2 separate regions of the Mus musculus genome follow, and region 2 is linked to region 1. The links are chromatin loops, found by intact Hi-C in ENCODE. Cell type or tissue: heart. All regions are shown on one strand. Links, peaks and the distances in the headings refer to the core of each region. The heading gives the core; the rest is flanking DNA.

Region 1 (16,381 bases), core at 4,276-12,275:
TTCACTGGAATCGAGAGACTTTCCCGGCAGGTTTTTTTTTTTTTTTCCTTCTGCCTGTCTCGGGCACTGAATAGAGAAAGAGGCCTTGAAAGCAGAGTAGGTGAGAGCGCTTGCTGATTCAGGCCTGACCTCCTTTTCTTTTTCTTTTTCTTTTTCCAATTATTTAAAGCGCCACAAATGTTGCCTTGTTGTATTAATTCTGCAGATAATGCATCATCGCTGTCCAGCATGAGTAGACGTTGCTGTTTGCACTCTATCTAGCAGAGAGAGGAGTCACTGCCAAGGCTTCAGGCCAAGGCCTCCCTCTTTACAATGGACCTGCATGAATGGATGGCAAGTCGGGGAAAATAACATAATAAAGTAATTCTCTTGAAATCATATTTAAAGAGGGCACTTAAATTTCCTTGCTTCCTAGTAGATATTCTCGCTTATTCTTTTCTAGATGAAAGAAAGTAAAATATGAAAAATCTTATTAGGTGTTGGAAAGAGCCTGAAATATAACCACATAGCACGGAAACATGATTTCAGTTCTGCGGTCTGAAGGGCACTGTGATGTGGCAAGCTTCCCACCAACCTTTAAAACTCCTGCTCCTGTGAACTTGGGGATAGGACACTTCCCTGAGTCCTTAAACTTGAAAGGCAGGAGGTCATTTTGGCCAACACCTGGGGTACAAGCGAAGCATCGGGCCAATACAAGTACAAGCAGATGTTCAGAGCCACCAGATAGCTGCTCGCTTCCCTGTCCTCCCTCAAGTGTGGCTCTGCCTGCCTTTACTGCTGACTAACATGGAGCTCCTGAGAGCCAGAGCTAGGACTTGGACCCAAGTGCAGCTCTGTGCCCTTTCCACAGACTCGTCTGTCCCTTAAACACACTGTGTATAAAGCTACAGAGTATAGGTTAAGGGGAAACAATACAAACAAGGTGAGGTTACAAAGTGCTAAGCAGAGGTCATGCTAGGAGAGGGAGCAAGATGTGAAAACAACCAGGGACCCAAAGATCAAAACAACAACAACTGGCAGAGAACCAGAGTGGCCCTCCTTACATGTCATGTGATCTGCATCTTGTACTAGCCATCAGAGGTGGCTGGGGGAGGAGGGTGGGTTCCAGGAAAGAGGCCAGATTGCACACTGCTGGGAAGCATACACTATGGAAGGTAAAGAACACTTACTCGACTGGAGCTCAAAAATAAAGAGGGCAAAGTTAGGCGATCAGGCTAGAGAAGGACTTTAACCAGATTGTTAACCAGAACCTTTCAGCATGCCAAGGAGTTTGCACTTTATCCTAAAAGCAACGAGGAGGGTAGAGGAAGGGTTTATCATAGGAATGGCATAATGTAACTCTGTTTGGCGAGAACACTATAAGTGCACTGCGGAGAATCAGGGTCAACACTAGAAACCCATTAGAAAGGTGTTCAGCCAGGCGAAGTAGACACTCAGGCAGTGCCAGAGAGAAGTGACCAGAAACTGACGAAACTGAATGACTGGGTTAGAAGGGCCCAGAGTCACCCTGTGTGTGGAATGTGGTTAGAAGGTGAAGTCATTCGAGACAAAGAATTCAGTATGAGGGATAGCATGTAGTGTGGGAAGGGGAATGGAGAACCATTTTCCCAAAATTGCTTGGCACCTTAAATCTTAAATCCTCACGATATTAAGAGGAAAAATGGAAAAACTTACCAGCATGTTGAAACCCAAAGCAAAAGAATGATTCTGGCCAGGGAGAATGGAAAAGTACCAGGGATGGGCTGTGGGAAACGTAAAGTTCTGTGGCCGTTAGCAACCTACCAAAGGATGAGAGAGTTACTTACTACAACTCCATCCCATGTCTGAGGAGGAGGAAGTGTTATTGTCATCAGGTGCTACACAGAAGACAGACAAGGAGGGGACTCTGGTAGGTTAGCCTAGTGGTTCTTGAATTGTAGGATCGACATCACCTGTGAACGGTTTGAATTACAAATAATAACTAGACCTCATCTCAGAACTCTGTGAGATGGGCCCTAAAGACCACGGACTTGAGGGCCCATCAGATTTAAGACCCTGTCCATGATAAGGGAGCAGTAGTAATGCAGGAGCAAATATGATTGAGTTGGCTACAGTGCCCCGCACAATGTCAATAGTTACTTGGCCTCTGAGCTCTGAGCTGTTTTCCTTTCTTAAAATGATAATAGTAGGTTGCACTATGTAACACTTTTACTCTGTTGCCGCTGCCCCCCCCCCCATCCACCTTTGGTAACTTCCAATATGAATAGAATACAATGTATTTAGATGACTACTCCCTCCCTCTCCTCAAGGGACACATAGGCACAGGCATGGGCTCACACCCCACCCCACCCCCACTCAGGCACACACACACAGAGAGAGAGAGAGAGAGAGAGAGAGAGAGAGAGAGAGAGAGAGAGAGAGAGAGAGAGAGAGAGAAGAGCTTCATGGGTGTCTACTGTGCTCCACATAGCTGTAGAAAACTGACTGTGCCTCCCTCGGTGGCTGTCACCTGCCTAAAGCCCCTCCGCTAAGGGGAGAGCCTCCTGGGCTGCCCCTCTGTCCATGCTGGAGTACTGACCGGCTGGCGCTTGAGCTTGTGCAGGTCTTGTGCAGGCAGCCACAGCTGTGCTAGCTTTTGAGTGCAAAGGCCCTGCCTTGTCCGCACCTCACTATTTTGTGGCAATCTCCCCTCAGCCCTGGCTTTTATAATCTCTCTGGCCCCCTTCCACAGTGTTCCCTGAGTCATGGGGGAGGGGTGTAACAGATTTCCCAGGGGTGTTATAGATTTTCCAGTTAGGGGTGAGTTCCTTTGAGTTCTAGGGGTTTGGATTTGGATTTTTATGATAAAAGTGAAAAACAGAATTACACAATTAATTACCAAGTAGAATTCTGAAGTTAGTTTCTGTATGTTTTACATATAAAAAAATAACAATTATTAAAATTGTCAAATGCCTGTCAGGTAATTAATGACTATTTTTAGAACTGAGACCAGGTATAACCTAGAGAATTTACACTTGTGGAATCATGTTTTCCCCATATAAATGAGATTTTTATCATATTAGACAAAGCACTTTGAGCCCTAGCTAGAAGGGACTCAGCTTCCAAGTATTCATTTATTATAGTGCCACCAACAGCAGACATTGTAAGTGATGGAAGGGGTGATATGTATATTTATGACATGCTACCCAAGTGATCTTCTTACACTTTTTAATTTACTACTCATGTGTGGATCTGTCGTGTGTGGGGGAGGGGCACATGGCACAGTGTGCACGTGGAGGTCAGAGGACAGCTTCACGAGGTGTGTTCTCTCCTACCTTTACATAGGCTCCAGGGTTGGAACTCAGCTCACCAGACTTGCACAGCAAGGACCTTGCTCACTCAGCCATCTCATCAACCCCGAAATGATCTTTTTAAAAATGATTTTGCTTATGTGTGTGTGTGTGCACACACATGTATGTGCCGTGTATATTTGTTTGTATGTATGCACATGTCTCTGCAGATGCACATGCATGAATGTGTGAGTGCATGCAGAGACCAGGGGTCGACATCAGTTGCCTTTTTCGACCACTTTCTACCTTTCCTGAGGATCTCTTATTGAATCAGAACTTCATCATTATGACTAGACCACCTGGCCAGCGAGCAGCCACCTGTGTCCTGCCCACCCAGTGCTGAAGTCACCGATGCATGCCTTGGTACCTGGCTTTTGTGGGGGAACTGGAGGTTTGAATTCAAGTTCATACGTGTGTAGCAGGCATTTTACCAGCGAAGCCATCCCCAGACTCCTAAGTGATTGATCATTTTACGTGACTTTCCAAAGACACTGGGTAATCAAAAAGGAAGTGTTTGTGGCCATTTTATTTTACTCTTGGGTGGAGTTCTACTGAAAATTGACTCAAATTCAAGAAGAAAGAAGTACTCGAGTCAGTGATGCTACAGGGAAGACACACTTTCTCTGCAGTGTGGATGAGCCAGTCTGTGTGTGTGAGGGGACAGTTTTAGAGACCTGAGTCATGAGAAGCAAATGCAGGAATGAAGATAAGAGTCTGCACAGCCAACACGTCTGTCTCTGCAAATACCTCTATTTTAATAATTTGCCACTGTTTATGGCAGACATTTGGAATTCATATAAATGCAAGATATATTAGAATCAATATTTTATAGTTTAGCCTATCATAATAATTTCCTGAACAATAACAAACCTGCTACACTAATACTTGATTAATGTTGTTCTTGAATTAATTGCTTTATAATTTTTCTAGTCTCACTTCTTTACTTAAATATAACTAATCTCATTTTTAATAAACTACAGAACTTACCAGCCTGTTAAGAAATATGTTTTACTTCATATTGAAGTTACTATATGATCTCCTGAGACATTACTTCCTATATTTTATCTCACATTTATTTTTATTTAGAAAGCACTGGGGTAATTGTATCAAAAGTAATACAAACAGTAACATTAATCTAAATAAGCCAGCTCAATGCATACCCACTAATGACTTCTGTGGTAAGTTTGTTTGTGAGCATGGGGAAAGAAGAGGCCCAAGTCACGAGACTGTGTCTTACTGGGAGGACTTTGCCTTTGGCTTATGATGCATGCTTACCAAATGCCACAGCTTTTTGTTTTTGTTTTTAAATGGTAACCTTTATCGGAAACTTTGGCTCTCTTCAGTTATCAATGCCTGGACATATTCCCAGAATTATTAGCTATTAAAGAAATGCAGAGTAAAACCCACTTTCTACTTACCCAGCTGGCTACAATGGGCTTGGTTGGTGAGGGTGTGTGGGAACAGAAACCTCCCAGGGTGCTAGTGCAATGAAAGTGTGGTAGAGATGTTTGGAAATGCAGTTCGGAGGTTTCCTATAAGTTAAGGGTAATTTTACCTAGTTATCTACCCAAGAGAAATCAAAATATGTCCACACAGTTGTGTGATGTGCACACAACTTTCTTAGCACCTATAGTTGTTCCACACAGGAAGCAAACGAAGTATCCATCAGTTGCTGGATGGAGAGTAAAACAGAGCCAACCACAAGAATTGAATAATAATTCAACAGCAAAGAAGCAAGACTGAAACATGCTGCACCATGGACAAACCTAGAGAATATGCTGAATAAAATAAGCAAGACATGGAGGGCATGTTGGTTTTGTTTACATGAAATACACAGACAAGACGAATCTGTATGAGTAAATTAATGTTCGGGACAGGAAGTGGCATGGGTGTGGCAGTTAACAGAATCGGGGCTCTGAGATCTGCCTCAGGTGAAAGACTCCAAACCTTTCCATTTGAGGCACTTACTAAACATCATCTAACTGGATCAAGCCTGATGTGTATCCTCTGCTTATACGGTAATGGGCGTGTGCTGTGCTTTAAAGGATCTACACCATGGACAGGGAAATTTTTCCCAAGAACAACAACAAAAGAACAATTACCAGGTACTCATCAAGGGAGTCATTGCATCACTAGCTACAAAGGAAAAAAATTATATGCTCTTATCAATAGATATGTGAAAAATATTTGAGGAAAAATTGGTAGCAGTTCTTAATTTGAACACTAAAGCAGGGAGAGAAGGAGGCAGCTTAAATAAAGATGGATCACACAGTGCACACTGTAGCAACTACTGTCTGCAATACAAGCACCAATACCACCTAACTCCAGCCAGAAGCAAAGGGGCTCTACTTTATCCAGCTATTTACCACTACATTGAAGGTTTGGGCAATATAATGCCATAAACTGAAAGAGTTGATGTCCACTCAGAAGAGATGTCAAAGTCTCCCTACTTGATGATGGGCGAATGCATAACAGCTAGAGCTAAGGAGTGTGGTAAAGTGCCAGGTTAATACAAGCTCCAGTCATCATGAGATTTGTTTTTCTTCTCCAGCAAAACATAAGAAAGAAAGAAAGAAAGAAAGAAAGAAAGAAAGAAAGAAAGAAAGAAAGAAAGGAAGGAAGGAAGAGAAGAGAAGAGAAGGAAGAAGGAGAGAGAAAGTTTTTTTTAAAAAACAGAAAAAATAAAATGGCAATAAAAATAATTACATATATAAGAATAGATTTAACAAAATGAAGGGAAAGACAGTAAAGAAAGTGATACAAGTGAGAAGGCTCCTTGAACAGAAAGACCTAATATCACAAAATGTGTATTCTCCATAACTAATAAAAGAACTTAGCACCATTCACACCAGAAAGCCAAGAAAATAAAGATAACTAGATGACTCTGTCTTAAACCAACATGGAAAACTAGACCTCAAATAGCCAAGAAAACTGTGAAACTTGATGAGAGGGAGACCAAAATATCAGATTTCAGAGCATGCAGTAAAGACACCAATAATCTGGGGCAGCTCTTGCCTATAGCCTCAGCACCTGTGAGCCCAAGTTCAGAGTCAGCCTGGGACACATAAGAGTTCAAAGCCAATATGAGTTCCTACATCAGAAACAACAGAAACCGGGCAGGGGAGGGTGATAAATGTCTTTCATCCCTGCACTCATGAGGCAGGGGCACTCATGAGCCCATGGTGGTGATTGCTGCCTGCAATTTCACTGTGTGAGATACTGAAGCAGGAGAATCAGGGGGCCATGGCTAGCCTGCTGTACATCATGGATTCTGGACCAACCAGGGCCACATAGTAAGACCCTGTCTCAAAAATGAAGTAAAATCCTAGAAATAAACAGACCAGCAAAATGCAGTAGTGAACTAAAAAGTATATTTACATGTCTTCATTGTCTGTATACCCTGCTCTCTTCTAGTTCCTGGCAGACATGGAAAACAATGCACTTTTCCGGGATGACATTGAATGTCAGAAACTCATCATGGAAGCAATGAAGTACCATTTATTACCTGAGAGACGACCCATGTTGCAGAGTCCTCGGACAAAGCCTCGCAAGTCAACTGTTGGAACGTTATTTGCAGTTGGAGGGATGGATTCAACAAAGGGTATTGGGAGATCGTTGATCTAAAGGAACAGAGGGTAACCAGTAACACTACCAAGAGGCCCGGTGGAGAAGTGACTGGTTGAGGGACAAGGACAGGAAAAGATGAGACCAGAAAGCACCTTAGTGGCAGAAAATATTCAAGGCATGGTAAGAGGCAGATCAAAAGGTAGAGAAGACATCTTGTTGGGAGTTTCCATTGAGTTTAAGTAACTTGAGCATCATAGTAAGTAATTACTGTAAAAGAAGCTAACGTCAAATCAGAGTCTCCGTGAGTTCACAGAGACACAGATGGAAAGGAAAGCTGTTTCTTTCATGGTGCCAACTGATAGAGACAGATGAGATTAGGAAGAGGTAACTAGCTACTTTAGGCTAGGGATCTAGCTCAGTAAGAACACTTCACTCCACATAGATGACTTTTAAAAAGAATCGTTTTCTCTGAGGAAGATCTGCTGAAATATTTAGGGCCACGGGGTCATCATTTCTGTGATTTTTACTCTTAAACAATTAAGAAAAGATTCATGAATACATACATACATATATAGAAATGAAAGCTAAACACAAATATTTGAGTTACAAACTTGGATTCTGTGAACAGTTGTTCCTAGAGGTTGAAGACCATGCATGGTGCTATTGGCTGTCAGTTGTTATGGGGCCTTTCTGTACACCTGACCTCTGCCCATCCTCCTGCAGTGGTGCCTGCAACCCTGACAGAAGTCACACAGTCTCAGCTCATCCTGGTTCTGCTCTCAGCCCTGTTCCAGCCCCGTCTAATGTGCACCATAGGCATGCAGTGCCTGTGGGAGCCAGAAGAGGGCAGTAGATCCTGCACCCTCCCTATGCTCCCAGTCATTCTGTGGGTGCTAGGAATTGAAGCTAGGCGCTCTTAACCACTGTGCTGTCTCTCCACACACACCCACAAACTTATAGATGCATATTTGTATTACTAGTTTAGATTCTTAAATTTTGGCTTTCCAGTTTATAACAGAAGTCTACAAAAAACAAAAAAAAAAAACAAAAAAAGCTTGAAAATTCATCAATGGAAAAAGATTTTTGTTTGATGGAAGGCGATTTTTTATTTTATTTTATGGACACTTTAAAGTCATGGTTGGAGTGAAGAATCAAACAAATCCATACAATCTTGATACTTTACACACATGTATATAATCTGAATGAATAAAATATCATTATTGCCATATATTACAAAGAAAGGCTATGCAAAGTAAAAAGTATTTTTAAACCAGCTAGTGTTTAGAAGGGATTGATTCTGTGTAGTTCTGGGAGAATACAAGATGGAACGGGAGTTGGTGTCAGTCTCAAAAGCCTTAGCCTGTGTAGGGTAAGTAAACACAGCGCCGGGTGTGGAGCCAGCCGGACGGTCTGGTTTTAGGTTCAACAGTAGTAGCTCTGATGCTGATTTTACAAGCCTGAGGAGTAAGTGTCCACTGCGACTGCAGTCCTTTATAATGCTAGAACAGGCTGGTAAATTATCAGCTTAGAAAAAGACTCGATCTCTACGGAAGTGCGAGTTAGATTTTTTTTTAAGTGAGATACTTTCTTTCACTTTTTCCTAAATCTCTGCTGTTGCTGTTCCACATCTTGAAAGAGAGCAAAAGAGCTCTGGAATTTTCCATGGTAAACCCCATGGGTAGTAACTCCCTTCACTTCCGGCAGAATGGTTCCCAGGCGACCTTTGTCCTTCCTCCTTGCCGTGCCCCCTCCCTTGCGTGGTGTCAGCCCCACTCCGCCCGTTTTGTTGTTACTGTTCTTTCTTCCAGAACCTCACATAATAATTGTCTCCCTTATCTCCTGGGTCAGCGGTTTCCTTCCCCTAGACCTTTCCATTGACTTCTATAAACAACCCAACAATCCGATCCCAAAAGGGAGACAGCCTCCCTCAGCTTGTCCAAGAACCCTGTCTGCACTGTGGCCAGCCTTCTCAGAATGATCCCCTGTGGCTCCCTCCCTGCACTTCCGCCAATTGCTGAGCGTCTTCCTGGCCTCTTTGAACAAAGAACGTCCCCTGCTGGATGTTTTAATGCTGGGCCTGGAGTATGCCAGGGAGAATGATGGGAGAAAAGGTCATGGCACAGGCGAGGGCCGTACTGCAGGGGCTTCATAAGATAGCATAAAAGTATTGCTGTCGATGCTCGAAGAAACCTTTATACTTTGGGGCTAGGGAGATGACTCCACTGTTAAAGTGCTTCTCCATGCAAGCAAGAGGACCTGAGTTCAAATCCCCAGAAACCATATACACAGCTGGCACACTTGTGTGATCCCAGGGCTGGGGAGGCAGACAGGTGGATTGCTGGAGCCCCTCGCCAGCCAGCCTAGCCAGAACAGTGAGTTCTGGTTCAGGGAGACCCCTCTGGAAAAACAAAGTGGAGAGCGACAAAGGAATACACCAGACACCAACCTCTGCCCACCATATGCACGCGCGCGCGCACACACACAACACACACACACACAAGATAAATTCTACTTCTGTGTCTGTAACATAGCCGGGGTGGATCTTGTAGTCTCCTAACTTCTGTGTTATTGTTCAGGAGCAACAAGCATTGAGAAGTATGACCTCCGTACAAATATGTGGACTCCTGTGGCAAACATGAATGGGAGGAGGCTCCAATTCGGCGTCGCAGTCTTAGATGACAAACTGTACGTGGTCGGAGGGCGAGACGGACTGAAGACTCTGAACACCGTAGAGTGCTACAACCCCAAAACAAAAACCTGGAGTGTGATGCCACCTATGTCCACACACAGGCACGGGCTCGGTAAGTGCGTCTGCTCGCCTGCTTGGAAGCCATGTATCAGGATGCCACACGTTGTTCCCTTCTGTACCAGGCGGGAGGCCTGTGTGTGGGCTCAGTCAGCATCAGTTCCCAAGCATCCCTCATCCCTGAGGGGCAGAAACCAGAACACGAGCACTTACATAAATGGAGCTCATACACGGGAAAGCATGCCGCTGTGACAAGCCATGCTCTTACCTTTATGCTCCGTGTTAGCAGTTGAATTTAGATAGCCTAGTTAAAGGCTCATTAAAACTAGCACTTTAACTTCTATATTATATGAAAAACAATTATGGTAATGTGTGTGTGTGTGTGTGTGTGTGTGTGTGAGAGAGAGAGAGAGAGAGAGAGAGAGAGAGAGAGAGAGAGAGAGACAGGCATTTCTTTTCATTCTCTGTTTTATGTATGTGGGTGTTTACCTGAATGTATTATGGACACCATTGGTATGCAGTGCAGGCTGTTAGAAACCCAGTAACCAGAGTTACAAATGGATGTTAGCTGCCATGTGCTTTTATAGGTAAATTGTATAATCTGAACTTAGAAGATGAACTAATTAAGAAGTTTTCATCTCTTCACGTATGGGAATTACATGGGCGCCTCATTTAGGAGTGGTTTTCCCTGCTGAGCTGTATTTTCAGGTCTGCCATTCAAGAGGTTGGACTAAATGAGCCCTTCATCTAGGCCCTTGATGAATGATAAGTTATCTATATAAAATTAGGTATATTCTGTAAAACTTGTAATATGTACAAACTTAAATCTGTGTAAATATATTTTGCGTGTGTGTGTGTGTGTGTGTGTGTGTGTGTGTTCAATAGCCAGTACTGTTGGCACAGTGTATAACAAGTGAATAATATGCTATTTTGGGTCACATATGAGTGGTGGCTATTTTATCCAACTTGGCCAAGATTGATGGGTTTGAATTACAGAGGTCTTTTTGCCACAATCATGTCAGACCTCTTCTTAAGATCCTCTGCTTGGGGACTGGAGAGATGGCTCAGTGGTTAAGAACGCTGACTGCTCTTCCAGAGGTCCTGAGTTCAAATCCCAGCAACCACATGGTGGCTCACAGCCATCTGTAATGGGATCTGATGCCTTCTTCTGGTGTGTCTGAAATAAATAAATCTTTTTTTTTAAATCCTCTACTTAAGCAGATGTGGTGACACACAGCTGTAGTTCCAGCACTTGGAAGCAGAGGAAGGAGGGTTATAAGGTTGAGAGCAGCCTAGTTTACATAGGGAGAACCTGTCTCAAAACAAACAAACAAACAAACAAAAACCCCAAGAAATCCTTGACTGACTCCACCCCACTCAGAATAAAATCTAAAGTCCTGATGAGGGATACGGTGAGAGAATGTTATTTCTGACTCCCTTGTCTTCTGGCCCCTCCCTGTCAGTTACCTGCTCAGCCACATAGGCAACATGGGTTCCCCAGCAGGCCATTGCTGGGCCTCCTCTTCCTCTGTGCGTGGTCGATAATGGCACTCATGCTTCTACTGAGGTGTCATTCAGGTCCCTGGCTCTCTCTGCCCTTGCTTCCGTTGCTCTATTGTTTAAGCTGGCACACACCTGATGTCCTGTAAAACAAACAGTATTGATCCACGCAAGCGTGGCCCTTATCTGATGTTCTATGGAGTGCCTACTAAATAGAATCTTATCGTAAACTAAGATGTTTGCTCACTCTGTTCCTTGATGATGATACCCATAAATACAAGGCTGTGGTACCCAACTTAGCTGCAGTAAAACCCAGGATTCCAGAGTCCTACAGGAAAAGAATGGAAGTCTGGGGATTGAAGGTCTTAGAAATGGTGGCACATACAAACGTTCCACTGTGTGCCTCAGAATACTGTCTCCAATGTTCAGGAAAAGAATCACAGTGCTGGTTCGGCCCCATCTGCCTCAGAAGAGCCCTGAGGGAGCGCAGTGGCTTTCGCCTACATTGTTGATTGGTTATGATTGCGTGTTTCAGACTTACTGTACTCCCATTCTGACTAGTCCCTCCCTCTCGCTGGTCCACTTTAGGCGTGGCTGTACTAGAAGGCCCCATGTATGCAGTCGGAGGGCACGACGGCTGGAGCTACCTGAATACTGTGGAGCGATGGGACCCTCAGGCCCGCCAGTGGAATTTTGTTGCCACTATGTCCACCCCCAGGAGCACAGTAGGCGTGGCGGTACTAAGTGGAAAGTAAGAAGATATTTGAAGTTCTATTTCAGTCACGATAAGCCAGATTTATTATTGCTGGAGGAGTTCTTTGCATGAGTTAACAAAGCCTTTCCTTTAACCTCTGTCCATAACAGCCTCACTGCTCGTAGCTAAGGAACCACACATGCTACCCAATATAAATACCCAATATTAATTGAACAGCAACAGTGGTTTAAATACCTTCCAAGTTATATGCTCTTTTGAAAGTACTACAGTGGGCAGGGAGATGTTTGCAGTTAAAGCGTTTGCTGAATAAACCTGAGGACCACAGTTAGGTCTGGAAAACCCATGCAAATATCTAATGGGTATGGCAGCCCACCTGTCATTCCAGCCTGGAAAGACAGAGTCAGGGCATCGCCAGAGCAAGCCGCCTAGCAAAGCCAGCCTTATCCAGGAGCTCAGGGTTTGATTGAGACGCCTGCCGTGCCGGATAAGGTAGAGGCAATGGAGGGTGATATGTGACAGCAGCCCAGGCTCCACATGTGCATATGTACACATGTATTCGTACCCACAAACCCATGTGCCCACACCCATGCAAAGTATGTATATGCATATATATGAAAAATGAAAACATTGATACATGCATTTAAAAATTAAAGTATTGTAGACTCTCAGGGCTGTGATATCTCCCCCCCACCTCTCTCTCTCTGTGCTCTGATCTCTCAATGCTGTGGTCTCTCTCTCTCTCAGTACTGTGATCTCTCAGTACTGTGACACACACACTCTCTCTCTCTCTCTCTCTCTCTCTGTATGTGTGTGCACATGTGTGTGTGCACGTGTGTGTGCACATGCATGCATGCATGCTATGGTCTCTCAGAGCTGTGATCTCTCAGTGCCTTCCTAAAGATCCTCTCCATCATTTTCACGGAGTCACCTTTACGTTTGTGTCTCTTCTTTCTTATCTTGGTGACTGGTGGCCGCAGCATGGCTTTAAGAAAACCCGCTTACTTATGCTTTGTCTGCTGTCAGTGCTCGAATTTGTATAGAGTCCTCACTCACAGTTCTCAATTGGATGAGGACAAAATACAGACCTTTTCACCTTTCTGTCCAACCCTTGATGGCTCTAATTAATTTCTTTGTTTCATGGTGTTCATGTTATCACTTACAGATAGAGGGAGGAAGGAAGGTTGAATTGTGATATAAGGGAAATGGTGGGTAGAGTGGCCACGGATTCTTAATTCAAAGGCAGAGGCAGAACACTTGAGTTTGAAGCAAGGCTGGTCTATATAATGGGTTCTAAGACTCTTTCAGAGGCTACATAGTAAGACCCTGGCTCATAAAAACAAAAAAAGAAAAAAGAAAAATAGAAAGTAATTTCTGCCTAAGCTCTTATTTCCTCAGGCCCACGTGCTAAGTCCTTTGTGTTAGTGTTTGTTGTAAAGGCCTGATCGACACAGACGTGGAAATTGTTTTAGATAGCTATAGCAGGTATCGTTCCATCTTCTATCCTAGTGCCATCAGCATGCTACATCACCAATGGCATTTAAAGTCAGCGAACTGTCACAGCAATAGCCTGTTGACCCCAGCACTGTGCCTTCTTTGTCACCTCTTTTGTTCCTTTTTCCAGACTCTATGCAGTTGGTGGTCGCGATGGGAGCTCTTGCCTCAAGTCAGTAGAATGCTTTGACCCTCATACCAATAAATGGACACTGTGTGCCCAGATGTCAAAACGAAGAGGCGGAGTAGGAGTCACAACCTGGAACGGGCTGCTGTATGCCATTGGGGGACACGACGCTCCCACATCCAATTTGACCTCCAGGCTCTCAGACTGTGTGGAGAGGTAATTTCCTGTGGAGGAAAGCGAAGAGCAAACCAAAACAAAATAGTTTCCCACCCTTCCAGCCAAAGTCATAAGACTAGTGAGTGTCCATCAGTGTGGTCTCCACACAGTCCTGCCAACACTGGGCTGTCTTCTCTGGCTGGCTCTCTCCCGGACTGCCAGCCGTGCACTGAGATTCCTGGATCTCACATATTCCCTCGGGATGGAGCCTGGAATGCATGCACTGGACAAGTATTTAGTGTTCTGCTGTTTAGTACTGGATTCTGCCTTCCCGGAAATGTAAAGGAGCTTGGTGAATCTCAGAAAGAAGGCATTGGGGCTGGAAGCAAAGGACAGGGCCATGGCTGGCCCATTTTGATATACAATGAAATAATAGAAAATGATAAAGAAAAATGACAAGTTCCTACACGGCTTAAAGGCTTAACCAAGTCGTACTTACTGGTCGTAAGAAATGCAGCTTTTAGGCCAAGTAGAGGACCTAACAGCAGTGAGGATTGTGCTGGCAGGTCAAGTCTTCATTTTTTTTTATTTAGTTTAAGGACAAGAGAGAATTTAATGCATTTTACAGGAAGCATCACTATAATCATGTGTGAACACTCCAAAACAGAAAAAAAAATATGGTTCACATGGGACATACAGGGCAACTGTGTGGCCAGAGAACCAAGCGTGACAGGGCGAGCTCTGGAGAGGAGCCGGTGGGTGTGGGGGAGGAGGTCGCACAGAGTGGCGGGTCAGTGGCGAGGGTTTTAGATCTGAAAGAGGAAAAGGAAATCAGTGAGTCCCAGAGAGGGAGAATGGATCCAACTGTTTAAGGTTGGAGTGCTTTACTTAGAGAACTAAGTGACAAGAAGGCAGGCAGACTTAACCCAGGCTCTGATGATGCTCAGCAGTCTCTAAGGGCAGGCAGACATGGTGCTGCTGCAGAGGCGGCTAAGCTACAGCTGCATCTCATCTTAGTGAGGAGAAGGTAATTACAGCTCTGCTCCAGTTAGGATCCAGGAAGGAAATCCAGGAGTCTTTAGTGTGATTAATTACACCAAGAAAAGACAGGTGCGCGCACACGCACGCACGCACGCACGCGCACGCGCACGCACACACACACGCACACACACACACACACACACACACACACACACCCTCAAAAGCAATCTAGCATGTTGGCACAAACTATCTACCCTTTAAACAACACCATTGAGCAGTTGTAGTTTTAAAAGAGGAAGAGAAAGTAGATAGCTACCATATTTGAGAATTCAAGTCACCTTGTACAGAGCTTTGCCCACATTTTCAGTGTGGACACTGAAGCCTTGACAGTTTATAGATGCTGAGTTCTTTAGTGTGCTATATCTATTAAATGAAGCTATAACAACATAAGCTAGGTGGTTTTTAGGAAAATACAGATCTTTTTCTCTAAAATGTGTTCAGCATATTTATATCAGAGGTGAGACTGAGGCTAGACTTGCAGGACAAATGTTTGCACACAAAACATTTCAGGAGCAATATCAGCTCGAGTTGTAAACTTTTCTTTCAGATATGACCCCAAAACAGACGTGTGGACAGCAGTGGCATCCATGAGCGTTAGCAGAGACGCGGTGGGCGTGTGTCTACTTGGTGACAAGCTGTATGCTGTCGGGGGTTATGACGGACAGACCTACCTGAACATAGTGGAGGCTTACGACCCCCAGACCAACGAATGGACCCAGGTAGCCGTCCCCTTTCTCCTCGTCTCACCTCTCTTATCCTGAAGACGTCTTTCCATAAGACGCTCTCAGCTTTACCCAACACTGGTGGGCATCACACAAACGTGGGGGCCGAGGGACTCAGCTGTTAAGAGAGAACACTTGATGCTCTTGCAGAGGACCCACGTTTGGTTCTCAGCACTTGAACGGAGCCTCACAACATCCTCTAAGTCCAGGGGACCTGATGCCCTCTTCTGGACTGCACACACATGCATGTACATACATACAGGCAAACATTCACACACATAAAATAAAAACAAACTCGTCTTTTTAATGAGATAAAGTTGCCTCTTGACTAAATATTAAAAACCAAGATGCAGTGTCTGATTTTATACAAAAATCCAAATTCCTTTGAAGTATAAATTAAAATTAAAATATGCAGAGAAATCATGAACCACCATTAGTTTGGTGAGAGGCTGTTTTGGCAGTCAGTGTACAAGATGTACAAGATGTAGAGCTGACAGGATGGACGACAGAGGGCTGTACCAAGGGGAGGGGGATTATAAAAAATAAGCAAGGATAGTCATCAGGAAGACCTGGACAGTTCACCCATACAAAATACTCAGGATTTGGGAGGATATTAAATTCCTGTTATTATTTAATAAACATGACAAACCTAATTTCATTAATAAGTAAGAACTCAGTGTGGCAAGCTTACTAGCTTCTAGCTGAGCACGTCTCTTTCTGGGAAGGACCATCTTTTGGGGAGAGCAATGGTGGCAGAAGCATCCAGCAGCCCGTCACACTGAGTCTGAGGTTAGGGAGTACAGGACAATAAAGATTGGTGCCTGTCTTAGACAGACGGAGACGCTGAGTCCTCAAAGCCCGACTCCTAGTGACACACTTCCTTAACAAGACCACATCTCCTAATTCTTCTAAAAAGCTTTTCAATTTGGGACCAAGCATGAAAACATCTGAGCCTGTGGGGACCATTGCTATGCAAACACCACAGAGCCCCACTCCCTCTCCCTTTTT
Region 2 (16,381 bases), core at 4,923-12,922, 83 kb before region 1:
CTTGGGCCCTGAACATCCTTTGATTTTCATTTCATGGTCAACAAATACCAGCCACCTCTAGGGTACCACTTCTGTCAGCCCAGTCTCACATCAAAGTTCCCAGCCACCAAGATTAGCTTCTATTACTGGATAAAGATGAAGGTATTTTACAGATGTAATCAGCATCCCAGACTGCTTAGCTCTGAGCTGATGAAAAGGGAGATTATTTTGAGTGGGTCTGATCCTGACTTACTAATAAAGCTCTCTAAAGAGAGACCAGGTCTTCCCCAAGATCAGAGAGACTCTAACCGCCTCAAAGCAGCAGTCACGTGGGACTGTAGGTACCATGAAGGAGCTGTGACTGGCCTTTGGTATATAGCCAGCAAGAAGCCAAGGTCTTCAGTATGAAGGAAATTCTGCCAGGCATGAATATGGAAGCAGGGTTTTTAGATAAGAATACAGCATAATCAACATTTTAGTTTAGCATTGGTTGTCTCTGAGCTAAGCCATCCTCAGCTAAGGAGTGCTCAAACTTCCAACTCACAGAAGCAGAGATAACTCACATGTATTGTGTTAAGCCACTGTTTGGGATAATTGGTTACACCACAGAAACTAATATATCGACCAATAGTGTGTTAGCCTGAACTTCACCAGAGGCAATGATTACAAATTCTTGGGCTCTGTCTAAGATCTATTAGATTTGAATCACCCTTCCCAGAAGCCTGGGATCCTGGATGTTCTAGACTTCCAACTTGACTTGGGTTACATGAAAGCTTTCAGAATAAATTTTCTGTGCAAATAATTGCTTAGACAACCCTTAGACAAGACATGTTGGGCAGCCTTCTGCAATTTGAGATTTGAAGACCGCTCTTAAAGGTTATATCAAAGGAGCCTACTCATAAAATGAAATAAATATCAAGGAGAATTAGTAAAGTTCTTCTGACTGGAGAGCTAGCTGCTCAGCGTCAGCTTGTAGATTCAGTTTGTGGATGTTTTACAGCAGAGAATAACCATAATGTGGTATCAAAAGCTATTACCTGTCAAAATAATGGCTGGTCTGGAATATTCTCTAGTGTTACAATATTTTTGGTTTCTCCTGGTATCCAAAGACATGCAACTCATATGCTAATTGCAAAGCTTCTAAGACTTGATTTAAAAAACACCCGAAGTCAAGTGTATGTCATTTTAATACCTTCTTCAGCATAGCTAAGACAAGTGAAATTGTTTCCTATCACGCTACACTGGAAAATAGAGTTTCTCTCAAATACTATGAATTCACCAATGCTCATAAAGGCAACAAGGGCTGTCAGGAATATTTGGAAACATCACAAACGTCTTTTCAAGAATTTGTCAATTCTCTCTCCCAAACATTTGACATTTTTCAGGAAGCTCCAAAGAGCTTTTAAAAATTAAAAAGAACCCCAGTGCGGATTTCAGCCTGGCTGAATCTCACAAACAGGACGGATTTCCAGCAGTAGAAATAAAGCCTATCACACTGCCTGTGACCATGTCCAGGCTGCCCTGCATGCAATGCTTCAACTTCTTTTCAAAGAGATTTCTATCGAAGTTCAAAGGTCTTTTGCATCTAGGACATCTGGGCTCTAACCTCATTTCATCCTTCCAAGGTAATTTTGTGTTCTCGCCGTGTAACCTGCCAGGGGGTTTCACATCACTTTACTGCTTGTGGGTTTTCTGTCCAAGATCAGTTTGTCTCCCACAGGGGAAAATATCTACACCTCATGTTTGGAAAGCCTGTTTTCCCCACCAACTATTTTATGTTCTTGTCTCCAAACTACTACTTGTTCAGTATATACATACCTACATACATGCATACATACATACATACACACACACACACACACACACACACACACACACACATATATGGTACATGTAAATATGTTCATATTCTACATGAAATGAGTTTGGGGTGAGTGCTTGTGTATGTGTGTAGGTGCATGGATGTGCATGCACAAGTGAACATGTATGTACACATGTAGAAACCAGAGGTGCCATTTCTTCTCAGGTCCTGTCCTCCTTGTGCTGCTGTTTTGAAATGGGGTCTCTCACTGGCCTTGGGGCTCACCCAAGTAAGCTAGGCTCCCTGACCAGTGAGCCCGAGATCTACCTGTCTCTGGCTATTCTTGAATTCAGGTCCTCCTACTTGCAAACAATCGACTGACTTAATTTGTCTTGGAAAGTGTTGGTTAAGCCCAGATCATAAGACAAAGTCAGGGTTAGAGAGAAAGGGGATGCACACAGTGGGTAGCAATGGAGGCAAAGGGTTTAGGCAGGGACCATCTGAGCAAAGATGGAGGACATGTTCGAAGCATATTTTTGCCATCCCTTTCTTTCAGAGCTAGTATAAATAGCTGTCACATAAAGACATTCAGTGAATGCCTAGAATAAATCATTCTATTCCAGCTGTGGACTCTTCACACTTATGAATTCCTTCCTGCCAAGAAAGAGCCATCCTTTGCATTTTCAGCTAGTCTATAACCAAGCAGATAGCTATAACCTTCCCTGTTTTATGAACCCAACCTGCATTTTAAGAGTCATCAATATTATGGGTAATAGTTAAGCAAGTAAAAATTAGGATTTCATGTTATCTTGCTTAGTTGCAAAACATCTGGCACCAGTCATTTATCTTCTCTTCTGCGGGAAATTGAAACCTGCATAGTCTTTATTAGCCTGGTCATAAACATGCTGGCAGCTATAACTTTACATTGCCATTAGTTTTATTTGGGGATACTATGAATTGGGCCATCCGCCTACTTTTGACATTCGCTAAGCCTCTTTCACAATAAAAGTCAATTTTCTCTTCTCTGCATTACCTTAGGACCCGCCCACGTTAACTGCAGGAAAGAAAATGCTCTCAACCAGTGCTAACCTGTCTCTTCTGAGAACTCATTGGGTCGCAGAAGCTGCTACAGCTTTTTAGAGGGAGCAGGTTTCATCTCCATTTCCAGGGTTAGATGTAAAAAGCAAGAAGAGTTTTGATATGAGCCAGCCTGATCCCCAGGTCCTCGTTCCCGTTGAAAACTGTCTTCAGACTACACTGTTTGGGCAGAATTGATTGAATGAACCCTGACTCTAGAAACTACCTATAAATCAGTAACTTCAACCAAGTATCACAAAATCCCATTGTCTTCGCTTTGTGTGCCTTCAGCGGCTTTGACCAGTAAACCAGTTACTTAAACTCTCTTAGATTCCATTTTCTCGCTAGCAGAAAAATTAAAGTAATTAAGTAAGTTGATGTGTGTCAAAGAACAGCACAGAGACCAGGACTTGATTCAACAAGGGTTTCCCTTATCCTAAGACAACCCGGAGCAGATTCTCTGTACCTGCTGGGGCCCTGTGCAGGAGGCGCCGTGCCTGAGGCACCCGTGTTTGCTGGGATCCTTGGCAGGTAGTGCTGCAGTGTTCAGTACAGAGAGTTAAAGACGGAGAGCTTTGGGTTGGGACGGTTTCACCATTGGGCAAGATATTGGAATGACACCTTCTCCCGCTCAACAGCTGGAGCGAGTGGAAACACTGATATCAGAGACCTGATGCAGGATTCCACAAAGGCTGCCCAGCACGCAAGTGGATGTCTCCCGTTCATCTCAAGAACACGGAAGGCAGTGGCTGGAGAGATGGCGCAGTGATTCAGAGTCCTTGCTACTCTGCATGTTCGTTTTCACCTTTCCCATTCTTAAGAATAAGATTTTAATTTTAAAGTTTATATTTTATTTTATTTATTTATTTATTTATTTATTTATTTATTTATTTATTTATTGAGACTGGATCTTACTATGTAGCCCCGACTTTCCTGGAACTCACTATGTAGACCAGTCTGGCCTCAGACTCACTGCGATCAGCTCGTCTCTGCCTCCCGAGTGCTGAGGTTAAAGGTGTGGGCTATTACACCAGGCAGGATTCCTGTCTTGCTCACCTCCGCTTTCCTATGCCTCTCTCTCCCTAGGGCTGTGCTGGCCTACCAAAAGCTATGCTACCATGAGGAACACAAGGATGGGTAAAAGGAAGTCATCACTCAGGTGACGATGATAACTGAGTGAATAAGAAAGTAAGAAAATTAATACCAAGAAGACAACATGATCCGCCCTGTTTCTCGGGCATGGAGGAGAATATCAGGGCCCACTTCCTCCACGCGGCTCTAACATGTATCAGGCTCAGGAAGGATCCGGTGAGCTCTCCTTGTTTCTTTTTTTGGAGGGTGGACATTTTGAGGATGGATGAGTCTCCCTACGCAGTGGGCGCCCGTGTGACAATACTAGTATTGTCGTTCATGAGCCACAGAGTCACTCTGGAGTGCGTGGCTGGCACCCACACCTGACTGTTGAATGCGGCGCACAGGCATTTGCTTTTTCCATTCCCTTTCTTTACCTCATGCTGCCGCATTACCAGAGATTCAGACCGGCAGGCTTTTCTCCCTTACCTCTCCCTGCTGCCTGTAATCCATCATTACAAAGAGCAGCCTTAAAAACAGCGCTCAGGGGAGACGTGATTTTCTTTCCATTTCTCTCAGAAAGAGCAACTTAGAATGGTGGTAGCGGTGAGGTGGTGCGGTTAGGTTAAAGGAATATAAATAAAAAGGAATCCACCTCTCTCCTTTTGAAGATGTTAAGCCTTAAAAGGATTGCTGGTCTTTTTTAAAAGGTCATCACCCTGGCTCTGCACCGAACATTAAAACGATATGCCTGGTAGTAAAGCCAGGGGCCTTTTATTGAGAACCATTGAGGGAAGGCAGACCTGAGACAGGCTTTTTTGGATGCAGGAAAGCCACGGGCTCATAAATATAACTTGTGAGGCTCATCTTGTGGCTAGCCGGGACTTAAAATTTGTGACTTCTCCAATTATATGAGGTGACAAGGGAACAACTGACTTGTTCTCAGACAAGACTGCTGTGCTCAAAATTATGGCCAGGAAACAGAAATGGCCAAGCTTCCTTAGGTAACTACAAAACTCGGCAGAGTTGGGTTAAACCATTCCTGGGGTAGAGCAGGTATACTAGATAAGCGAACCGACAGATAGACAGACGGACAAATCATCATTACCTCCCTTTAGGAATCGGTTTTTCTCCTTAAAACCATACTATGGGTTGTTTTTTAAATATGTTATTAATTAAACAAAATTTTCATGAACCACACAAAATTTCTATTAACTTGATCCATATGTAGCCGACACTAAATATTGTTTAACTAATGCTAAGTAACCATACATGGCTTAATAACTTGCTAATACCAACTAGGAAGTCTGGATTATTTAAAATTAGGTCTTTAGGCGCACACAGTCTAATTTTTCCCAGACTAAGGGTCTGGGTGACTGCTTGTTTCAGTAGCTAACAAAAGCGTTAGGCACATGATCCCCCCGGGAAAGGCTGGCTGGGTCTCTAGGTGGCTGCTGTTGCCCTGCAGTAGAAGACAGGGCGTTGTCCAGTTTCCTGTCGTTTTTTTTAAAAAAAGAGTTTACACAGCAGACCTGAAGCCTCCTTTTGTATCTTCTCACAAGTGCAAAGGAGCTGTCCACCCACTGGAGACAAAGAATATCAGTAAACATCACTCAATTCTGTGACTTTTTAAAGAGTTCAAAATATTCCTTCTTGACAGGCATATAAGCATAATCCTACTACTCGGGGGCCTGAGGCAGGAGAACTATAATTCTTGAGGGCCAGCCTGGGCTATGTAGTAAGTCCTTCTCTCTCTCTCTCTCTCTCTCTCTCTCTCTCTCTCTCTCTCTCTCTCTCCACACACACACACACACACACACACACACACACACACACAGAGGAGGGGGAGGGGGAGAGGGAGAAAGAGAGACTGGAAGAGATTAAAATGGAAACTAAACAAAAGCCAGACCGTGTAACAAACCTTTAAGCCCAGGTACTCAGGAGGCTGAGGCAGGAGGATCACAGGTATGAGGACCATCTCAGCTATAAATTAGCAATTTAATGGGATCTTGTCTCAAAATTTAGAAAGAGGGGATGGACACAGCCTCAGCTGTGTAGAGTGCTTGCCTAATATGCTCCAGGCCCTAGATTGGATTTCCAGTTTTTTAAAAATCATTTCTTTTCTGTGAAGGAAAAGGACATCCCCCTGTCCATATCATAGTCTCTCTTTATAATGTGACTTGACAGCAGGAATTCAGGAGGCCACACAGTCAGAAAGAGATGAGACTGGAGCCAGAGCATCTGTGCCCACGGCCTTCTTAGCTGCTCTAATTAGGATCCCCTTAGTCCCTCCCGGTTTCTCCGGAGAGGACAGGGGGCTTTTTAATTGAGGCTATTAGGAGTTCTCTTTATACAAAGACACCCCGTGAAGTGAAGGCTCCGGCAGAGGCTCTGCCCACTCTACAATTACTTCATGCAATTCTGAGAAATAATGGTATCTTGTCTCATTTAAAAATAAACCCCAGGCGTGTTCCCTATGGCTTTCTCTCCCCTGCCTACTCACAGGAGTTTCTTCTTGCCAATTAGGCAAACTTTCCATTATTTAGGGAGGTGGCTTTGATCATGACTGTCCCCTGATAATGAGAAATACTAAGCTGGATTCTATTTGCCCACAGTTCCTTTATTCCAGTCCCAAGGCTACTGAAAATGAACTCCGATCTTGAGCTTGCTCTGAACTGATACAGCAGCTTTGGGAATCTCCTGTCCTAGCCGTAGGCTGCCGCAGACTCACCTGGAATAACCCTCATGCTCAAAGTGCTCAGCTTCACAGAGCCACCTCCTCTTAAGAGACCAGATGTAGATTTGTACTTATGACCTGTTCCAAGAAAAGAAATTAAACATTTAGATGACAAACAAGCACATTAGCTGTGGTGGTCCATGCCTCTAATCCCAGCACTTGGGAGGCTGAGGCAGGAGGATACTGATTGAAGTCAGCCTGGACTACATAGTAAGACCCCAGTGCCCCTCCCTTACAAAATCACATTCTTGCTGTCTTCTTGGTTCTGGTTTAAAGGGTTATCAAGGAGTTCCAAAAGGGGTCTGGAGCAACAAGACACTGAAGGACTTTTACCATTAAGTCCTCTCTCATTAACAAACACGAGGGCCTGTTGGTTGCAAGTCTTTAACCTTAGCACAGCCCCGGGAGGAAGAGGCAGATATATCTCTGTGAGTTCCAGGCCAGCCAGAGCTACGTACTGAGTCCCTGTCTCAAACAAACAAACAAACAAACCACAAAACAATAACGACAACAAAAACCCACAGACTCTTTCTAAAGTGATGGTTTCTCCACTACCATAAATATCATTATGGCCCGTCTGCTCATGAAAAGTATCAACCCTTATTTATAAAATACTACTTTTATCTACGTTGATATGATATGTAGAGTATCTAGGAAACATTTCAGATTAATGTGTAATGGCATGAGTATTGTGATTTTTTTTCCATGACTTTATATGCTTAGACTTGTAAGAAAAACCTTTGAAAGCCATCAAATTTGTCATCTGGATAGGTATTTGAAAGAATTTAATGTACTGGGTAATGTAATGGGTACCGTAATGGGTAATGTCCCACTACCCATGTCTTTCTAGGCATTTTTCTACCTTGTATCTTTCTTTCTTAATTGTATTCACATAGAAAAAGAGTTCAAGAAACATAGAACTATGAAAATTATTTTCAAATAACATACACTTATTTAAAATAAAGATTTCAATGCCTATAAAATACCAAGTCTTTATACTGTAATTTTGTTAATTGTGCAGCTTTGGACGAAACCATGAACTTTTCTGAGTTTGGTCATTTTTTTCCCCTTTTCATGCACAAAACGAAAATCATAGTACTGTTTACATATTGTTCTGGTTTCATTCTGGGGCTATGACAAATACCAAAACCGGAGGCAACTTGGGGTAGGGACTTATTTGTCTTACACTTCCTGGTAACAGTCTAGCACTGAGGGAAGTCAGGGCAGTCCTGATCACTCTTATTCTGCATGCTGCTCCCTCCACCTGGGAACTCCCTTCACAGCCAGGAAGCACAGCAGGCTGCTGCTTGCTAGCTGACTCGAAGACTGATACTTTCTTAGAGTGTCTAGAACCAGCATTTACACATAGTAGGTACACAATAAGTGGCCATCTGAACTAAAAAGAAAATCAGGGGGCAAACAGGTATTTGTATGTGTTTTCCTGGGCAAAGGAATGCCCTCACAGAGACAGTCCTTGCAACGCGTTTATTTCTTAGTACTTACTCTGCCATCTCCGCACTTTCCTGTGGTCTTCAAGTATTTTGTGGATAATAAAGATGATGCTTAGCATAAAAACTAATAGCACTAAAATGTACCAAGTGATCTTCATGGAACAAGTGACAGCTATAAAAATTAAAAATATATATATATTAAACACTATAAACCAATAAAGGACTAGTTAGCTAGTTAGCAGGCTTAAGTACTCAACAACACACAGTTCTATCATCCCTATAGCTTACAGGAAGCACGGACAGAACCAACCACTGGTTTCTGTCTTTTGACCTCTACTCGTGTGCTATGGCAGACATGTGTGTGCGCATGCACACACACACACACTCTACACAATGAGATAGTACCTCAGATAAGAGGCAATATTGTGGCACATGCCTTTAATGGTGAAGGCGTTTGCAGCCTTAACTGGAACAGGGTCCCTTGCTCCCCTGAATGTCTTTCCACTATATGAAATAAAGCTACTAAATGAGGAAATTGGCCAAGTGGCTCCCAGGGATCCATTCAATTCAAACCCCTAGCATTTAATTTCACTTCCAGGTGATGCCAATACCAATGTTCTTATTGTACATCAAGAGTGCCACAGGGCAGTGGCACTAGAGTCAGAGCTGTGTGCCATTAATCATCTTGGTCGTAGCCCCCCCAAATATGCCCTCAAATTAACAAAGGCCCAGCCGGCGCCCTGGAGGTGGGGCAACAGTGTGAACGCTGGTGCAGACAGAGGACCCCGCTGACCTGGATGGGTGGCCAGAGAGATGAAGGATCAAATCCTGATCTGCCAGGTAAAGGCTGGTACATGCAGTTTGGATAGAAAATATCCCCAGAGACTCGTGTGAAGGAACATTTGGGGAGGCTGCACCTTCTATATCTATGTTTGCTGAAAACATAATTTTAAAAAATAATTACCTTTAATATGGCTAAGCTTTAGAAAAGCATTCTAAAGTAATGGGAAAACGCCCATATTCTTGGAGCACCAAAATGTCTAGGGAAGAGTCCCCCATGGCACTAGCAGCTCCAGGAGGCACGGTTTACAGGTGATTGCATTCTCTAGTTTTCTGGTCCTCTGTCTCTGGGCTCCCGTCCCAGCACAGGGCTTGACATCCAGAGGGCGCTCGCTGAAGGGATGTACCATAAGGTGCTTTCTAATAATAGACTTTATGGTGAGGTGGGGCACAGTGCTTAGCAAAAAGTATTAACTGTGGGGCTCAGAACAGGGTGTTAGGGACTTAATCAGCCTTGAACAGACTTTACATACATCCGACCTTCTTACCCCTCAGAAGCAACCGGTGACACCCCCCCCCCCAGGTGCCTAATCCACACAACATCACATCAGAAAACTCTCCTCACCTGGGCTGTGTCAGCTCTGAGAGAGGATGGGTTGAACTGGCTAAAAGCCAACTTTAATCCTCTCTGGATACTTACCTTTAAAAAAAAAAAAAAAAAACCTCCCACCTTTGAATTCTGAGGTTTGTCGGCTGTTCATCAAGCACAGATACCAGACATACTACAGCTCTCCTAGGACAGAATCTTTCTAGTGTCCCTTTCTAGTGTCCCAAGTCATGTCTCTCACAACCCAGACATACCACCTCTATCTCCGATTATGGTTGAGTCCCATAAAAATACATTTTGATAGGAAAACTAAATACATAGAAAGGTTAATACCCTTTCAGGTTGCATTGTTTCAGCAACAAAATTCTTCAGCAACTCAACTTCCGGTGACATTTGGTTAATGTCACAGCTCTTTCTTAATGTTTTTGTATAGATACCAAAGTTCTCCCATTCCCTCTAACCTCCTTTCAAACTTACGTTTTACATCCGTTTCTAGGCGCAAGAAAATGTGAGCACAATTGTTCGTACTTTTCATAAATCTACAAGTGTGGTTGAGAGACTTTTTCCTGGCCAGATCTTCATCGACAGCTGAGGCTTTTCCAGGACGGGTTTCGGGAGTGCAGGTAGTGTTGTCTTCCTTCACAGGGTCAGCTATAAGAGCGGCGGTGATGTTAAAATACTGACAGGGTGAGGACAAATCACTTGCCGTCACTTCCATTGATCCCCTCATGACAAGACCTACAGCGAGGTTGAGAACCGGTTATTTGCAGAGTGGTGATATCTAATAAGAAAACATAATTCAGAGCTAAGTATCACTGGACATAGTTATGATGTCCCTAACCCTCGGGATGCTGATGGAGGACAGTACCAGACCACCCAGGGTTACAGTGCAAGGCCTTGCCTCAAAAACCAAACCAAACCAAAACAACAACAACACAAACGATCACAAGCAACCAACCAAAGACCCAAATCTCTTAAAATAGAAAAAGAAGCTATGGACATAATTATCACATTTGTAACTTTAAAATTGTTGCTTTCCTTGGCTTACAGAAACACCACCTTAGTCACTTCCTTCATCCTCACATGGTATTTCCATGTGTGTGTTTTTCCATGTCGACATATTGGCATAGTGTGTATACATAGTGTGTAAGCTAATGTGTGTGCCTACATGTACACCTGTAGGGGGCAGACATGAACCTTTGTTATTTTGCAGGAATCTGGAGCTTGCTGGTTGGCTAAACTGGCTGATCATCAAGTCCCGAGAATCCTTCCACTTCCCCATTACAGGGACTATAAGTGTATGTTACACACACAGCTTTTCATTCTGGTTCTGGGGATCTAACTTGTGTCCTTTTTCTTGGCTGGGGAGCACTTTAAAAAGGAGTACCTCCCTAGCCCAAAGGTCTCCTTTTTAAAAGGACATCAGTCCTACTGAGCTAGGTTCCAGGACAGTGATCTCATCTTAAGAAAATTATATGTACCACAATCTTATTCCAGATGTCACAGCCTCAGTGTTGAAGAAGGTTAATACTTCAACATATTAAAATTTGAGAGGATACATTTCAGTCTACACCACATGTTATCCCAAAATTTTACTGATTTCCCACAAATAGGGGGATTTAGCTCCCTCCCCATAGAGTACTGGAGAGTTAGACTGGTTTCTCCTTGTGGGCATGTAAATGAAACTTTTCTATTAAAGATTTAAAGGAGACATAGTTGGCTCTCTGTTTTTAAAGAACTTTGTAAAGCTACGGTCTCAGGGAAAAAACAAAATTCCTCCCCAGTCAGCAGTTTTCTAAGATCAAAGTATGACCTCAAAGTTGCATCCCCGTCTCAGTTATCAGCAGTTCTCAGCTGCATTGCTTTAAGTTAGCCAGCAGCAGGATGCAAGGCTAAGCACCCTGGCCACTCCCAGTGAGGCGCAGAACACCTTGGAGTTAGTAATAAAAACCCAGTGAGATTCCTGGAGGGCATACTTGCTTGTTTGATTAAGGCTGGCTACACCCCCTTCTGTAAAAGCAAACCTTTTTGCCTTGCTGAAATACTTTGAATATTGTGGTCATTTTCTCAAGACTCCAGACCTAATTTTAAGATAGTCAAGTGCAGAAGAAAGAAAAAAAAAATGGCATTGTATCACCAAGCAGGAAAAGGTGAAGTAGTTCCACTTGGTCCTTTGGGATACAAAGACCAGATTCTTGAGTCACCGTGAAAAGGCCCACTTTATGGCTAACTTGCTGCAAGATTCTTGGGACTTGAATGAAAGTGGAAAGACAACGTAAAAGACACCATCCACAGGGCGTGTTGGTGCACGCCTTTAATCCCAGCACTCAGGAGGCAGGGGCAGGCGGATTTCTGAGTTCGAGGCCAGCCTGGTCTACAGAGTGAGTTCCAGGACAGCCAGGGCTACACAGAGAAACCCTGTCTCGAAAAAAAAAAACAAACAAACAAAAGACACCATCCAGAGAGGGAAGAGCCAGCCTATGGGATGGGAGGAAAGATTCACAGGGTATAGCTGATAAACGGGCATATCCAGGACATGTAAGGAATTCCCATCGAGGAAGGAGGAGTACGGAGAAAAACAGACAACCTGATTTTAAAATGGGCAAATATCAGGTATGATGGTAATGCCTGCTGTCTCAGCTACTCCAGAGGCTGAGGCAGGAGGATTGCTGGATACTAGGAGTTGGAGGCCATCATGGGTAGCATAAGAAAACCGTGTCTCAGAACAAACAATCCCGCACAGAACCTGAACAGATTCTTACATCTGTTAAAAGATCCATGTCCTGTGGGTGGATGCAAACATCCAATGGGCGTAGGCAAACATGTTCAACATCACTTGTCATCATAAAAATGCAAGTTTGCGCCATGATCAGAATCGAACTGACTCCTGTCAGGGTGCCCCATGTGGAGAAGATGAATAAAGAATGCTGTTGAGAGTGGGGGTAATGTGGGTCCTTGTTCTGATAGTGGGATAGACACTACCGCCCAGTCAGCTTGGGAAATAGTTAACAAGTTCCTCAAAGACTGAGCGGTCTAATCTCACTTACTCCAACAATCTCACCTTCTGGCATCCAAAAGTGCCGAAATCAGACTCTCAAAGACGTATCCCCACAGTTCACAATAACTGAAATAGGGAAACCACCTGAATGTCTGCTGACTGGCAAATGCCTAAAGAAAACAGGGTCTGGAGAGATGACTCAGCAGTTAAGAGATGACTCAGCAGTTAAGAGGCCGCACTGCTTTTCCAGAGCACCCTGTTCAATTCCCAGCACCTACATGGCAGCTCACATGTAGTTCCCTCTGCAACTCCAGTCCCAGGGGACCCAATGCCCTCTTCTGGCCTCTGTGGCCACTGCAGACACATGGTGCACAGATACAAGCAAACACACACACACACACACACACACACACACACACACACACACACACACACTAGAACTAAATAAATCTTTAGTTACCAGGGGATTGTTGTGTTTCAAGCCACTGTTGGTGTGGTGATTTGTTACACGGCCAGGATGACGACCACATTTCAAAGCCCTGTTCACGTATGTCTGAGGCGACAGAGCAGTGATGGCTGCCAACCACCTGCTTTTAAAATGCTTCCTAGCCTTCCATTATCACAGAGGCACTGCCCCAACTCGTTTTCTGTAGATTCGGGGCAAAAATCTAAAGATGGTTATAAAACTACAGGAATAACAATTATGTCCAAAGCAATGCCAAGGAATCTTGACCTTATTCTCAAAGAATGAAAAAAAAAAAAAAAGTTCAGTGACTAGTGATACAGGAGCACCTCTGCTAAATAAAGGATGACTGTGATGGTGGTGGTGATGGTGGTGGTGACGAAGATGGTGGTGGTGATGGTGATGATGATGATATTGAGGCTTGAGGCTACCAGCATATTCCACAATTTGTGAATGAACTGCCTGGTTCACAAGAGGCCCACTGGAGAGACAGAAGACAGCTCATACCCGGTGGGTGACTGCTAAGCATTTACTTAGAAGTGTTGTTTGTTTGTTTTTAATTTTATTCTAAACAATCACTCTCTGGAGAGAACACACAGCTGACCTTTTAGCTAGCAAATACATGTGAATTACACTGGCATCCGGATAGATTTTATGAATTTTGTTTTCAATAGGTTAAACTAAAACTCATCAAGTTTACAAAGCCCTGTGAAAGCACTCATTAGAAGCCACACCACTGTGTCCCCAGTGTCACCAGAGGTTAAACCAGAATGCTTGGGGGCCAGGGTGCAGTGTACTCTGTCAAGCACAGGCATTTGAAGGTCAGGAGACAACCTTGGGTGTCTTTCCTCAGGTGCCGTTTGACTTCTGTTTGAGACAGGGTCAGTCATTGGCCTAGAGCTCCACCCAGTAGCATATGCCATATGTCCAGTGAGCTTCCAGAGACCTGCCTGTCTCTGCTTCCCACTTGGCACCTCTGGGATTACAAGCAGGCTCTCCGGTATGCCAGCTTTTTCTTTTCTTTAATATTTATTTGGTATTTATTGTGCATCTATGTGCATGCATGTACACACCAGTCCAGTGCCCCCAGAGGCCAGAAGAGTGTGTCGGATTCCCCAGCCCTGGAGTAACAGCTAGGTGTGAGCTGCTCCACGTGGATGCTGGTCCTCTGAAAGAGATGCTGAGCCATCCCTCCAGCCACAGCACCCAGTGTTTATGTGGGTTCTAGAGTTAGAACTCAGTTCTTTACACTGTAAGGCAAAAAGCACTTTACCCACTGAGCTAGCTCTCCAGCCCTGGAATGGTTGCTTTCCCCCACCCCCAAGAACAACTTAATTTAGTCTTGGTAAATGTCAGTCTATTCCTTTGTGTTTACCTTTTGATGTTTGTTCCTGAGAAGTGAAATCCACATCTCCTTTGGATTCACAAACCAAACACAAGGAACACATCGGCAATCTACTTGTGATGCCTCGGCAAATCTCAGCGAAGCTTTGGAAACTGGAGTGATTTGGAGAGATTCCCATAATAGTCTGTATTTCCTCTGCCGGTTGCAGAAAAGCCACAGAAGAAAAATTGAAAGAAGAAAGCGGAGAGGTGAAATTAGGCAGGAAACACACTTCCAGACAGGAGAGCTCACGGGTTCTTTCTGCAGAGAAACAAAACAAAACTCGTTAGCTAGCTGCGGATTCCTGAGTTTTTGACATTTGAATAAACACAGAGTAAGCTCTTCGTAGTTCCTCGGCAGAGGATGGCTAGTCCTTGACAAGGCTTTGTTTTCACATGAGTTAGTATCTACTCCTTTTAAGCATTTCTTTTTTTTAAACTTGTCAACATTCCGTGTTAGTTTTCAGAGAACAAATACCCATGTAGAGAAGTGATTAGAGACAGTAGCCATCCCTGCTTCTGGAAATTTTCAAAGGATGTGTGTGTGTGTGTGTGTGTGTGTGTGTGTGTGTGTGTGTGCGCGCGCGCGCATGCATGTGTGCATGCACCTGCATGTATATGTGTGCATGTGTGTGTGTGATATATGTCACGTGTGCATCTGTGGAGGTCAGAAGAATGCGTGGGAACCCTTGGAACTGGAGTTAGAGCACCCTGACATGGGCACTGGGAACTGAACTTGGGTCCTCTACAAGAACAGTAAGTATGCTTGACCACCGGCCAATCTCTCCAGCCGCTGGGGAAAAATTAACAGATAAATCTTAGGTTTGTCTGAATCGATCTATGTTCAAAAAGTCAATTGCATGGATCTGAAGAAAAGATACCAAAACCTGGACAGCATTTCTGTGTCTGTTTCCTAAGTCTGCTAGAAAGGAGTACCACAACCTTGGTCATTCGGAAGAAGAGTGGGTGGCCAGAAGTTCAGTGTTAATGTCAGTAGTTAGAAATCCTGAAGTGTCTAAGCGTTAGGGAATCTAGAAGAGTCTTCTTCTCCTGGTAGCTGCCTGTGTACCTTGGCTTATGCATACCACCATCTCTATAGTCACAGTACTTTCTCCTCTGTCTCTGCTTTCTACTCTCCCAGCTCTATTGCTCTGTCAAAGCTCCCTCTGTAGAGTCAGCGGTCTCTAGAAAGACAAACTGATAGAATAAGTGAAATATATATATATATAATATATAATATATAATTCACACACACACATATATAATTTGTATACATGTGTGTATATGTATGTGTACATATATGGATATGTATGATTATTAGAGTAGCTTATAGGCTGCAGTCCAGCTAGACCAACAGTGTCTGTTTACTGATGGGGAGTCTAAGAATCCAGCAGTTGTTCAGTCTACAAGGATGGCGTCTCAGTGGATCTTCAGTATTTGCTGGAATTCCCAAAAGAGTAGGCTCTAATGAAGGAATGGACTTGCCGGAAAGAGTGAGAGCAAGTAGACAAAGAGATGTTGCCATAGGCGATTATTCTCTACTCAAATCACTGTGTGGCATGGCATAAGTTCCTCCCTACCTGCCCCAGTGTTCTGAGTTCCTGAATGGAAGACACATAAACACAGCCTTCTATTTTAATATGCCCTAAACAGCTCAATGACTGGGCCACTCTCAAACTTCCACCTTGCTAACGCCTCCCCTCCAATACTCCCGAGTTATTACTTACTAAAATCTATATTCCATCTTTGCTACTGTAGACCCAATCAGGGACCCCTGGGGCCGCTCTTCCCCGGTCTTACATGATTGGTGTGTTCTCTCTTCTGCAGCTCTCAAGCCTGGATCTTTCTTGGCCTGGTGATTCTAAATCCTCCTTCCTCTCCCAGTCCCCTAGCCCCAAAATCCTAAAGTACCTCCTCTGTCTCCCTGCCCAGTCATTGACCTCTGACAACTTTATTTACCAATCAAAGCCAACTAGAGCTGGGGACCCTTGGTGTCTTACCTGTGAGGAATCTCGTGCAATTTTGGGAACCCAG

Evidence for each region. A loop is a pair of places that touch in the nucleus more often than their neighbours do. Peaks named below come from ENCODE experiments on the same cell type or tissue, not always from the same donor. Only the 100,000 strongest peaks of a DNase experiment are listed, where the experiment ranks them.
Region 2: a loop joins it to region 1, with 2.2 times the contacts of the local background. A loop is called at or near these places in 1 of 42 quality-filtered maps.

Annotation. Positions count from the first base shown.
Region 1 is chr5:65,149,333-65,165,713 of GRCm38, forward strand. It overlaps Klhl5 (kelch-like 5), which reads left to right. Exons shown (of 11, transcript NM_175174.4): 6 at 6,723-6,909; 7 at 9,452-9,676; 8 at 11,710-11,872; 9 at 13,458-13,670; 10 at 15,199-15,370. Among named protein-coding and RNA genes, the nearest start is that of Klhl5, 26 kb to the left of the region's middle. In heart, for the core only: CTCF peaks have their summits at 7,715 (motif pointing right) and 8,935; DNase peaks (open chromatin) are centred at 7,699, 8,279 and 8,749; H3K27ac peaks cover 1,129 bases.
Region 2 is chr5:65,065,583-65,081,963 of GRCm38, forward strand. It overlaps Tmem156 (transmembrane protein 156), which reads right to left. Exons shown (of 6, transcript NM_001370814.1): 2 at 14,340-14,609; 3 at 9,981-10,241; 4 at 8,169-8,288; 5 at 6,660-6,743. Among named protein-coding and RNA genes, the nearest start is that of Tmem156, 18 kb to the right of the region's middle. In heart, for the core only: CTCF peaks have their summits at 9,272 and 10,674 (motif pointing right); no DNase peak of the experiment used is centred there; H3K27me3 peaks cover 240 bases.